Linked DNA regions of Homo sapiens: region 1 is linked to region 2. Evidence: chromatin loops called from intact Hi-C (ENCODE). Cell type or tissue: IMR-90. All regions are shown on one strand. Links, peaks and the distances in the headings refer to the core of each region. The heading gives the core; the rest is flanking DNA. Region 1 holds the start of LOC105374975 (a long non-coding RNA gene). Region 2 has its middle 160 kb from the start of LINC03005.

Region 1 (5,387 bases), core at 171-5,170, 530 kb after region 2:
AGGCAAGAATTCAACAACCCTCTCTTCAGGATGGGCCCATGACTTTGTGTCTTTTCAGCTTTTAAAACTCAAGTCCTGAGACACTTTTTTTTTTTTTTTTTTTTTTTTTTTTGGTGAGACAGTCTCGCTGTCGGCCAGGCTGGAGTGCAGTGGCACGATCTCGGCTCACTGCAACCTCCACCTCTCGGGTTCAAGCGATTCTCCTGCCTCAGCGTCCTGAGTAGCTGGGACTACAGGCGTGTGCCACCACGCCTGGCAATTTTTTTTTTTGTTTTGTATTTTTAGTAGAGATGGGGTTTCACTGTGTTAGCCAGGATGGTCTCAATCTGCTGACCTCATGATCCGCCCGCCTCGGCCTCCCAAAGAAGTGCTGGGATTACAGGCATGAGCCACTGTGCTCAGCCAAGACACTTTTATCAGTCTCACTCTATCCAAGAAAGTAATCACATATGAGAAAAATAAATCTCCCTGAATGGCCAGATTTCCAATATACTGGAAAACGATTGAAGACTTACTAGAGCCTGCACCCATGAAAACAAAACAATAATAGAGGAAAGAAAATTATCTTAATAGATATTGTAGGCACATCCATAGATGATGTAATAAAGTTACTCTTCTTGTTTTGTTTTGTTTTTGAGACAGAGTTTCACTCTTGTCTCCCAGGCTGAAGTGCAGTGGTGCGATCTCCGCTCACTGAAACCTCTGCTTCCTGGGTTCAAGCAATTCCCCTACCTGGGATTACAGGCATACACCACCACGCCCAGCTAATTTTGTATTTTTAGTAGAGATGGGGTTTCACCATGATGGTCAGGCTGGTCTTGAACTCCTGACCTCAGGTGATCCACCCACCACAGCCTCCCAAAGTGCTAGGATTACAGGCGTGAGCCACCACGCCGGGCCTATTTTTTTTTTTTTCTGTACTTTAAAGTGGTCATATTTCCCTTTTAAATTCATTGATAACTTTGAGATATATTCTCACATCTAATTCTGCTGTGATGAAGCACACAGCTGGGAGTAAACATTTATACATGCTACTGGAAGGTTTCTGTTAATTCAGGTCATGTGGGATTCTGTAATGAATTCATTTTCATTACTCTAATATTGTATAATAAGACACACCTGTAATATAAGTTAAAACATTTATAATAAGATATACATTACAAGGACCTTTTGACATTACAAAGAAAGAAAAGGTACATATTAGTGATAATTTTAACAAGTGGATGTATAAACCATATATTTTCTCACATATGCTAATTACTGTACTATGAATAGCCAATGACTGATTGCAAAATATTTTGCAGATGTCAAATCTGTGCAAATACTTATCATCCTAAGTATTTCAAAAATGATAGTCAAAGGCATAGACAGAAAAAAGAGAAACACTCCAATTATGATTAATAAATGAACAAAGGAAATACATTACCTATGAAACACTAAAAGCAAATGTGTTTTTTATTACATCTAATGAGACTATGACTGATAATATAGGAATCTAATATGGCAAGCTGCCTTTAATTCACAAACAAACAGGGGAGTCATGCTGTTTATTAAAATGCTATCTGTGAGGAAAGCCAAGCTGGTAAATGTATGTCATGCCAAAAATGACACTGTTTTGAAATTTATGAAGTATCTGTAAAATGTATGGAGTGGTGTTTTAAAAGAAAAAACTACATTGTCTATAAAAATATTACTACTTTTGATCATCTCTTTGATATGTTCAGGTGTGTTAGGTTAATCCAGCTTTAAAATTAGGTAAAGGAAAGAAGAAACTTCTTTATTGAGCACTCTGGATGCCAAATGTTATCAATAGGTGACCTATCCCCCCCCCCCCCCAATCTATTTATTCATCTATCTATCTTGTATTTATCTACCTTCTCATGTCTGTGAGGCAGGTATTATTCCCCACTATTAAAGATGAAGACACAGCAGCGATGGCCCATAAAACCTTGTCTAATGTCACCAGAGCAAACTGGGAGCTTGGACTCAGACCTGCTGGTTTCCAGCCTAGGTAACTTCTTCTGTGATGACAGCTTTGTTTGCAGTGATGACCACATTGCATCATGATGGTCTTTTTGGCTGCTACCCTCTCCAACGGATTATAGGTTCTTAGTTGCAGGGGTAGTCACATAATAATTATGATATCCACATCCACCAGCAACATGGCTGGCACATAGCAGGCCCTCAGCAAATACATGTTTAATTGAACTGAAAACATGTTGCCTGCACTGGTTTCACAGCATTATAAATCCAGATATTTCAACAGTCTACATCTTGCAAAATACAGTGAAATGGAGACAAGGACTGGTGTGAACTAACCTAAATGCTATGTGGTGGCCAATTCTTTACCAGCATCCTCATTATTAAGTTAAACATCACCTGACATCAACTCAATTCACATGAGAACAAGGGGAACTTTCACCCATTACTTTTTTTATTTTGGCAAGTGTGGTTTCCATGTCCTTTTTTTCCACCCAAATATTTATTTCCCCAACACTAGGAAAATTGTATTTCTCCTGTTTCCAAACAATAGTAGTCACTGGTTCAGCTTGTTACAATTTTATATCTTCACAATGTGCTAGTATGCCTGAAATTCACACAAAGTAAATAAATTCTATTAGCACGAGGTAGTTATTTTTATCATCCCGGTCATACATGTAAGGAAATGTTACAATTCACAGTGAATGTTGCTGGCATGCAGACAGAGACCACAGGAAACAGAGATATATTTAAACTGACAGGGGCTTTATGCCTTAAGCTTTATCAGGACATACAGGGGAAAGTCCCCTTTTTAACTAGAGTTCATTGCCCTGACTTGTACAAAAAATTATTTTCCCTGTAGCTACCCCTGCAGGCCAGTAAAGTAAAAATTTAGCTCAAGTAAAAATCATCACCAAGGCCTCCCTAGGACCTTCCAGTCTGTAATTTTTTGTTCCCACTGGCCACCAGCCTACTGCTGGATACCATACCAATCAGAGCAACAGAAGGACACTGGAGAGGGAATAAATGCATTTTCTCCTTTTCCCCTTAACGAACAACCCCTCTCTTTTAACATAAGGTGAGGATATTAAGCTGATAGTTTTCACATTTACCAATCATCAAAAAAAATTAAAATTCCACTGTGTCTGTTGGGATTGAAGCTAGAAAATGACTTTATTGGCCAGGTGCAGTGGCTCATGCCTGTAATCCCAGCACTTTGAGAGGCTGGAGGATCACTTGAGGCCAAGTTTGAGGCCAGCTGGCCAACATGGTGAAACCCCATCTCTACCAAAAAATACAAAAATTAGCTGAGAGTGGTGGCACACGCCTGTAGTCCCAGCTACTTGGGAGGCTGAGGAAATAGAATCACTTGAACCCAGGAGACGGAGGTTGCAGTGAGCTGAGACGGTACCACTGCACTCCAAGCCTGGGCAACAGAGCAAGACCTGAAAAAAAAAAAAAGAATGAAAGAAAGAGAGAGAGAGGGAGAGAGGGAGGGAGGGAGGGAGGGAGCGAGGGAAGAAAGGAAGGGGGAAAAAAAGAAAAGAAAAAGAAAAAAGAAAAGAGGACTTTATTTCTAAAGTAAGTAAACAGCCCTGAACAGGAGATGGCAAACTATGGCTTCAGGCCAAATCTAGCCCTCCACCTCCTTTTGTATGTTTCACAGACTAGGTTTTTTGTTGTTGTTGTTTGTTTCTTTTTTAAAGGATGAAGAAGGTATGAGCTGTTAAGGCGTTTACATGATCACATTTAATCTGGCTGTAATCTAAGGCCTTGACTCTTGACCAGGGAACGGAAATTTTTTTTTTTCTGTAAAGGGCCAGATATAAAATATTTTCAGTTTTTTAAACTATACACATTTGCATATTTTTCTCCCGCCCCCAAACCCTTAAATAATGCAAAAAAAAAAAAAAAATTGCTGGGGGCTATACAATATCAGAAAAACGTCTGTGGGCCAGATTTGGCCAGCAGGCAGGTTTTTGCTGGTCCCTGGCCTAAGGAATGGTTGACCTCAAGATAGAATAGAAACTGAATCACCACATGGAGGAAAGCTCCCCACCAACCAAGGATTCTTCACATCAGCAGCCTCTGCCATGGACCATTGTGTGACTGAGAAATAAACATCTTCTGTATTTGAGCCAGGATGTATGTTTAGGTCTAGGTGTTACAGAAGCTAGGTTAACCTAACTAATACAGAGAAGATAGCTAAGGCAGGGCATCCGAAAAGATGACAGGTAAACACAAATCTGAAGGAGAAAGCCAGGCAGATGTTTGGGAGAAGAGAATTACAAGCAGAGGCCCCAGAGTCAGGAGCACATCTCTAGTGTTTGAGGAACAGAGAGAAGCGAGTGAGTCTGGATTAGAATGCTCAGGAAGAAGGCTATGGGGATTTGAGTTTACAGAAGAAAGAGGCAACTAAATTTTGTAGAACCTCACAGATTATGGCTTGGTTTTATTTAGAGGGAAACGGGAAGCTTCTAGAAGGTTCTGAGTTGAGTAGTGACATGACAATGCTGTGGTAACAATGGTTTCACTCTGACTGCCTTACTGAAGATGCATAAAGGGGATCTCTGGTGGAATTGGGAGACCAGTTAGGAGACTACTGCAATCATTCAAGAGAAAGATGATGGAGACTGGGAATAAAATTGCAGCAATGGAGAAGGTAAAGCCCACAGGACGTGCTGAAGATGGGGTGTGGCATAAGAGAAAAAGAGAGAACTTCAAGATGACGTCATTTTTCTTGTCCTGGGTAAAGTTGATATTTACTGAATTGAAAACGAATAGAGAAAGAGGAGGTTTGGGAAGTATAAGGTGCTCAGTTTTCTGTATGTTAAGTGTGAGATGTCTGTTAGAAATCAAAAGGAGGTCACATTAGCAGTTGGATATGCAAGTCTAGGATTCAAGGGAGAGGCTAATGGGATTCCTGTCTAATATATGTTCTTTTCTGCACTACTCCTATGACAATTTTTATTGCATTGGTCTATATATTTGTTGCATTATTTTCCTCTCCTAGTTTGCTTACTCACTGAAGAAAGAACCAATTATTAAAAACAATTTTGTATACTGTATGGCACACAGTACAGGTAATAAATGTTTAAAAAAATAAATTAATAAGTGTATTTAGGCAAGTCCACAAACACTAGAGAAAGTGCGTTCCTGGGTAAAGTTGTCAGATCTGTAAAAAATAGTAATTGTCCATAATGTTTCTACTCTGAAATAGAAACATTTAAAATAGGGAGGATCAAAGAGCTTTAGAAAATAATGAAGAGCCTATGTCCAAAAACTTCACAATTCCTCTGGGTAAATGTAATCTTAACTAAAATTTAGGATCATTGCTATAAAACTAAAATCATATTTGTTGTGTGAAAATATCATTACGATTATATTTGATATCCAACTTTTATGGG
Region 2 (5,387 bases), core at 234-5,233:
ATGTGTCTGTGAGTCACAAAACAATATGCTCGATAACAATTGCTTATTTAATCTTTTGTCAAAGATTTATTTTCTTAAAGTATGGCATGAAGGAGAGAGAGAAAGAGAGCACATTTACTACCTCTTTATTACCTTACAATAATCACTTTCCATGAAAAAAGCATTCAAATTCGCACTCAGAGAGGGAACAACTGAGAAGACTGCCCTTCCTGGAAGCAAAGCTTTGATGTGTTTAATAACAAAGGGTCTGTGTCTGCCATGGAACTGAAAATGATCTGAATGTCTATTGCAAGGAATAACTTCTCCACAAGCTTCAGACATCGAAAGTTCTCTATCATGAATCTCTCTCTCTCTCTCTCTCTCAACCTCTCTCTCTCATAAAAATCTGTCATATATATGAATAATACTATATGCTTTCATAAAATAATAATAAAATAAAATGTAATAAAATAATAGCTATTACTAACATTAAAATGACTTAGTATAGGCAACATTGACAGATGTTAAATACATACTAGGTGAAAAGTAGCTGATGATACATAACATCATACTTATAAATGAATGCACAGACTTCCCCTCAATTCCTGTGGTCTTGATCATTTTGCTGTAACTATCTCTTCAAAGCAAGCATTCAACATATCATGGTCCAATTTCCTTTTCTTTCCGGCTTTTTTACTTGCATACCTGTTTGAGTGTGTTATTTGAAAATTGCATTGGAAAGCTTTGTTCCCTGAAACAGGTTGATTTCATGAATAATAAGAATGACTTGGCTACATTGCCTTAGGATTTAAACTTCCCATAAGGGAATCTGTTCTACATTTTTCCCTATCCACTGGAGTTCAGAGACGGCAGCAACAATATCTGGGGTCTTTTAAGACTCTGGGTATTTCTTCAAAAATGATGATGCTTTATTGGTATAACTGGAAAGTCAAAAGTTATGCATAGTGTAGGTTTGAGCAAGCAATTCTAGGAGTATCTAGTCACACTGTGTCTTTTCTGAGATATCTGGGCTATTTTAGCTTGAAGATGAACTCATACACAGTTGTAGGTCCAGGTCGGGGTCCTCTACGTATTCTTCATCCACACAATATCTGGGAATGGCCTTCTCAAAACATAGACCTGAAACGAAAATTGTTGCTAAATGCTCTTCCAGTTTTGCTTATACCTTTCTCTGTCACCTCAACAGGAATTTTCTTGCCCAAATATGAAGCTCTTCGTACTAAGTAGGTATCTGTTGTTAGTGGTTAAGAGCATACCCCCTTCCAGAATACTGGAGTTAAAGGCATGATTGCTTTACATAATTCATATTTGAGCTTGGGAAAGTTATTTTTCTTCTCTGAATCTGCTTCTCCATGTGTAAAACATGAATAAAATATTACCCACTCTATGGGGACTAATGAAAATAAAATGCATTCGACGTAGTGAGCACATGCTGGCACGCAGAAAAGTAAAAATTATTAGCTATAATTGTGACTTGAACTGGATTTAGAGAAAATGTGATAATAATTTCACTGGCAGAAGTGGATTGGTACTATGTCCTCAAATTGGGTTGGGTCCTGTTGTGTATAAAATGGGCCGGGCGCGGTGGCTCATGCCTGTAATCCCAGCACTTTGGGAGGCCGAGGCAGGAGGATCACCAGGTCAGGAAATCGAAACCATCCTGGCTAACATGGTGGAACCCCGTCTCTACTAAAAATACAAAAATTAGCCGGGTGTGGTGGCGGGCGCCTTGTAGTCCCAGTTACTTGGGAGGCTGAGGCAGGAGAATGGCGTGAACCTGGGAGGCGGAGCTTGCAGTGAGCCAAGATCGCGCCACTGCACTCCAGCCTGGGCGACAGAGTGAGACTCCGTCTCGAAAAAAAAAAAAAGATTCTATGAAATGAAGAGGCTAACAAGAAATTTGAAATTCCTCTTTTTCCGAGGATCAGAACTACTCCACCTTTATTATTTACATATAGTAATAAGGATCTGATTGATTTATTGGGGATCGTTGACTATTTATTAATTGTATGTATAAATCAGGTGTAATGTAATTTTCACATTTTTGGCAGTTGAAATGTCATAAGTGCTATTTTTTTCCCTAACTTTTTCACTGTTTCTAACATAAGTGAAATGAAAATTAGGAACTTTAAAGACCAGGATTTACCAAATGGCATTGCAAGACCATATGCACTAGCCTGAGAAGTAACGTTATTCCTTTCATGGTTCTTTGATGCCATGTGGACACACACAAGAATCATTATGACATATAAATTATATATACTATTTTTTAATTATAATTTCTTCCATTAAAAGTTTCCACAATATGCTATGCAATGCTTAATTGGACATTTTAAAGAAATAATTATTTCAGGTTTAATTAATCTTAGCCCTTGTTGGCATATGTTGCATAACTTTTAACTGGAAACTGCTAGTTTTATGACAGTAGAAACAAGCTAACAAAGGAAAAATTAAAACTACCACAAAAACTTAATACCCGTCCCTAATTTTATAAACATATCAAAATAAATGCCTTGGTTTCCTTTTTGATTACTCAGTAACTGAGTTATGCGTGTACAGTAGGCCTATCTCCCAGAAGATATCACTGGCTCTGAAGGGAAGCTTCAGACTCTCCTCTCAGAAAGCCAGAATGTTGTTTCATAGAATTTAATCTAGTCCTAGAAATCAAACCCTACATAATAGTTTTGACTACCATGGCATTCTTTGATTTGTTAACTGTGCTCTCTCTGTTTTCCCTTTGAAAGCTTGTAGAATATTTTATAATTAAAGGAACGAGCAACCTGAAAAGATCTTTTTTTCAGCTTGATATTCCATACATGTATGTTTAATCTCTGCCTCTGACTCACTGCCTACTTTCTGTGATACTGAGCAGAGAGAATGCCAGGACTGTAGGGAATGTACCAAAACCACTGAGGTCACTTTATAAACAGAGTGTGTTTAAAGGAGGTTTAAAGAGATCCTAGGAAATGTGAGACCCATAGAAGTTCTGCCCAGGGAATAGATACCCCCACCCCCTCACTTACTAATTCTCTCTTGCTCAATCCATGGAAAAAGATTCAATCAGACAAGTTTCTGAGTTTAAGGTCAATTTGAAATTCTTTTCCTACCTCTTTTCATTTTTTCCAAGCCAAACATTTTACTGGCTCTGAGGCAAAAGCATAGAAGTTTATCCTTACTTGCCCTAGACACCCTGTTATTTTCATTTTAAATAACCAGTTTCTATGCTTGGAGCTTTTAACCCACTGAGCGAGATTTCTCTGGATTTTCTCTCCTCCAATTTGTCTCAATTTGTACTACTTTTTAAAAACACAGGCCAGTGTGTCCGATTTTGCTTACCCACACGCAACCAGCATCATACTCCACCTGTAAGGGTTTCTTTCCAGCGATTGCCCTAATTTTCACCTCGTCTTTGTAGTAGAAGTCCTATAAACATTGTCTATAAAGACAGTCTCAATACTTTTATCTCCTATTTTCTCTTTGATCTATTTTGACTAGGTCTTTGTTCCCACAAATTAATTGATACTCAAAAAAGTCACCGATGACTTCTATCTTACAAAATCCCATGGTCATAGGTATAAAATCTAAAACTATAAAATTTCTGGAAGAACATTAGGAAAAATTTTTAAACGTGTGTTAGTTAAGCAAAGATTTCTTAATTGTGACAGCAGAAGCAGGATTTATGAAAGAAAAAATGATATTTTGGGCTTAATCAAACTTAGAAACCTCTGCTCTTTGAAGAACATTAGTAAGAGAATAAAAAGAAAAGCCACAGACTCTGAGAAAATATTTGCAAAGTAGATAACTGATAAAAGTCTGGTGGACAGAATACATACAGAATATTCATATCTCACTAATAAGGGAACAACAAATTCAATGAAAAAAATGGATAAACGATGTGAATGGATAATCCACCAAAGAAGATAATAGAGTTGGAAGATAAGTACATGAAAAGATGCTCAGTATCATTAGTCATTAGGGAAATGGAAATTAAAACGACAATGATATGCCATCTTTTAGGATGGCTAAAACTAAAAGAAAAAAACCTATATAGCAACTAGAATTCACTTATATTGCTGGTAGTCATAAAAAATGGTTTAACAACTTTGAAAAGCAGTTTTAACATTCAGGTTTTTTTTTTTTCATAAAATTAAACATACAATTATCATATGACCCAGGAGCTAAGTATTTACTCAAGTGAAATGAAAACCTATGTTCAAACAAAAATTTCTATGTGAATATTTATTGTGAATTCATTTGTCACTTTCAAAACTGAAAGAATCATCAGTAGCGGAATGAAGAAACAAATTGTGGTCCATCTATACACTGCAATGCTACTCATCAGTAAATACAAAGGAATTACTGATATGTGTAATAAGAAGATGAGTCTCAAAGGCTTTATACTAAGTAAAAACAGTCAGATTCAAATGGCCACATGCTGAATGATTCCATTTATAGGACATATTGTGAAACTACAGAGGCAGAAAACAGATCTGTCGCTAGCTATGGGGAAGGTGTTGGCTACAAAAAGCCACAGGATATTTGAGTCCTGATAAAAGTTCTATGTGATGATTATGGTGGTGATAATACAACTGTGTATGTTTCTGAAAACTTGCAGAACTTTAAGCCAGAAAGAGTATTTTACTTTATGTAAATTTTACCTTAGTGAAAAAAAAGGCTGTGGACATTTACCCCATAAACAGCTATGATAACTGATTATCATTCAAAAATAATCTAGGGGTTAATTCTAAGTCTGCACCTTATCTGACCTTTCAGCAGCATTTGGCAAAGTTGACCACTTCCCTCCTTTCATGAATTACCTTTTAATTTTTTTAATTTTTTGTTTCATGCATAACACACTTTTCATGTTGGCATTCGACCTTTACTGACTGCTCCTCACAATCTCATTTCCTGACCCTTCCTCCTATTCTTTACCTCTAAATGCCGGAATGCCTTGGCTCTTTTAGGCAGGGTGGCCAGACCAGGCTTCTTTCAGGAGGGGAAAGTTGAACAGAAATCTAAACAAAGAGGAAACACAACGTTTCCTCTTAGGACTGGTGAGATAATTTGTGGGGTCTAGCGCAAAATGAAAATATAGGGCCCCCAGTTCAAAACTTATGAATAATTCCAAGATGGCAACAGGACAGCGTTAATCCAGGGGGCCCCTCTGAGTGCAGGACCCTGTGGGACTGTGCAGGTCACACACCGGATGCCATTGAAGCTGGTCCTGTTGCTGCTTCTCAGCACGTCCACTCCTAAGGCCCATGTCAAAGCTGAGCTGTCTCTCACAGGACAATCTCAGTGACTTTGCAGCTGGACTTCTTGCTTCTGTTCTTTTTCCCTTTTAGGAAATTATCCACATAGAAGCCAGAGTAATCTTTTTAAAATAT

What was found. A loop is a pair of places that touch in the nucleus more often than their neighbours do. Peaks named below come from ENCODE experiments on the same cell type or tissue, not always from the same donor. Only the 100,000 strongest peaks of a DNase experiment are listed, where the experiment ranks them.
Region 1: a loop joins it to region 2, with 7 times the contacts of the local background. A loop is called at or near these places in 3 of 110 quality-filtered maps.

Annotation. Positions count from the first base shown.
Region 1 is chr6:23,411,521-23,416,907 of GRCh38, forward strand. All of the region lies in intron 4 of LOC105374976 (a long non-coding RNA gene), which reads right to left. LOC105374975 (a long non-coding RNA gene) reads left to right here and starts at 4,555. Exons shown (of 3, transcript XR_001744048.2): 1 at 4,555-4,642. RefSeq lists an enhancer at 2,725-2,954. In IMR-90, for the core only: a CTCF peak has its summit at 2,842 (motif pointing left); DNase peaks (open chromatin) are centred at 2,371 and 2,721; H3K27ac peaks cover 1,113 bases.
Region 2 is chr6:22,878,297-22,883,683 of GRCh38, forward strand. No RefSeq gene overlaps it. Among named protein-coding and RNA genes, the nearest start is that of LINC03005, 160 kb to the left of the region's middle. RefSeq lists an enhancer at 1-488. In IMR-90, for the core only: no CTCF peak of the experiment used is centred there; a DNase peak (open chromatin) is centred at 2,925; H3K27ac peaks cover 4,015 bases.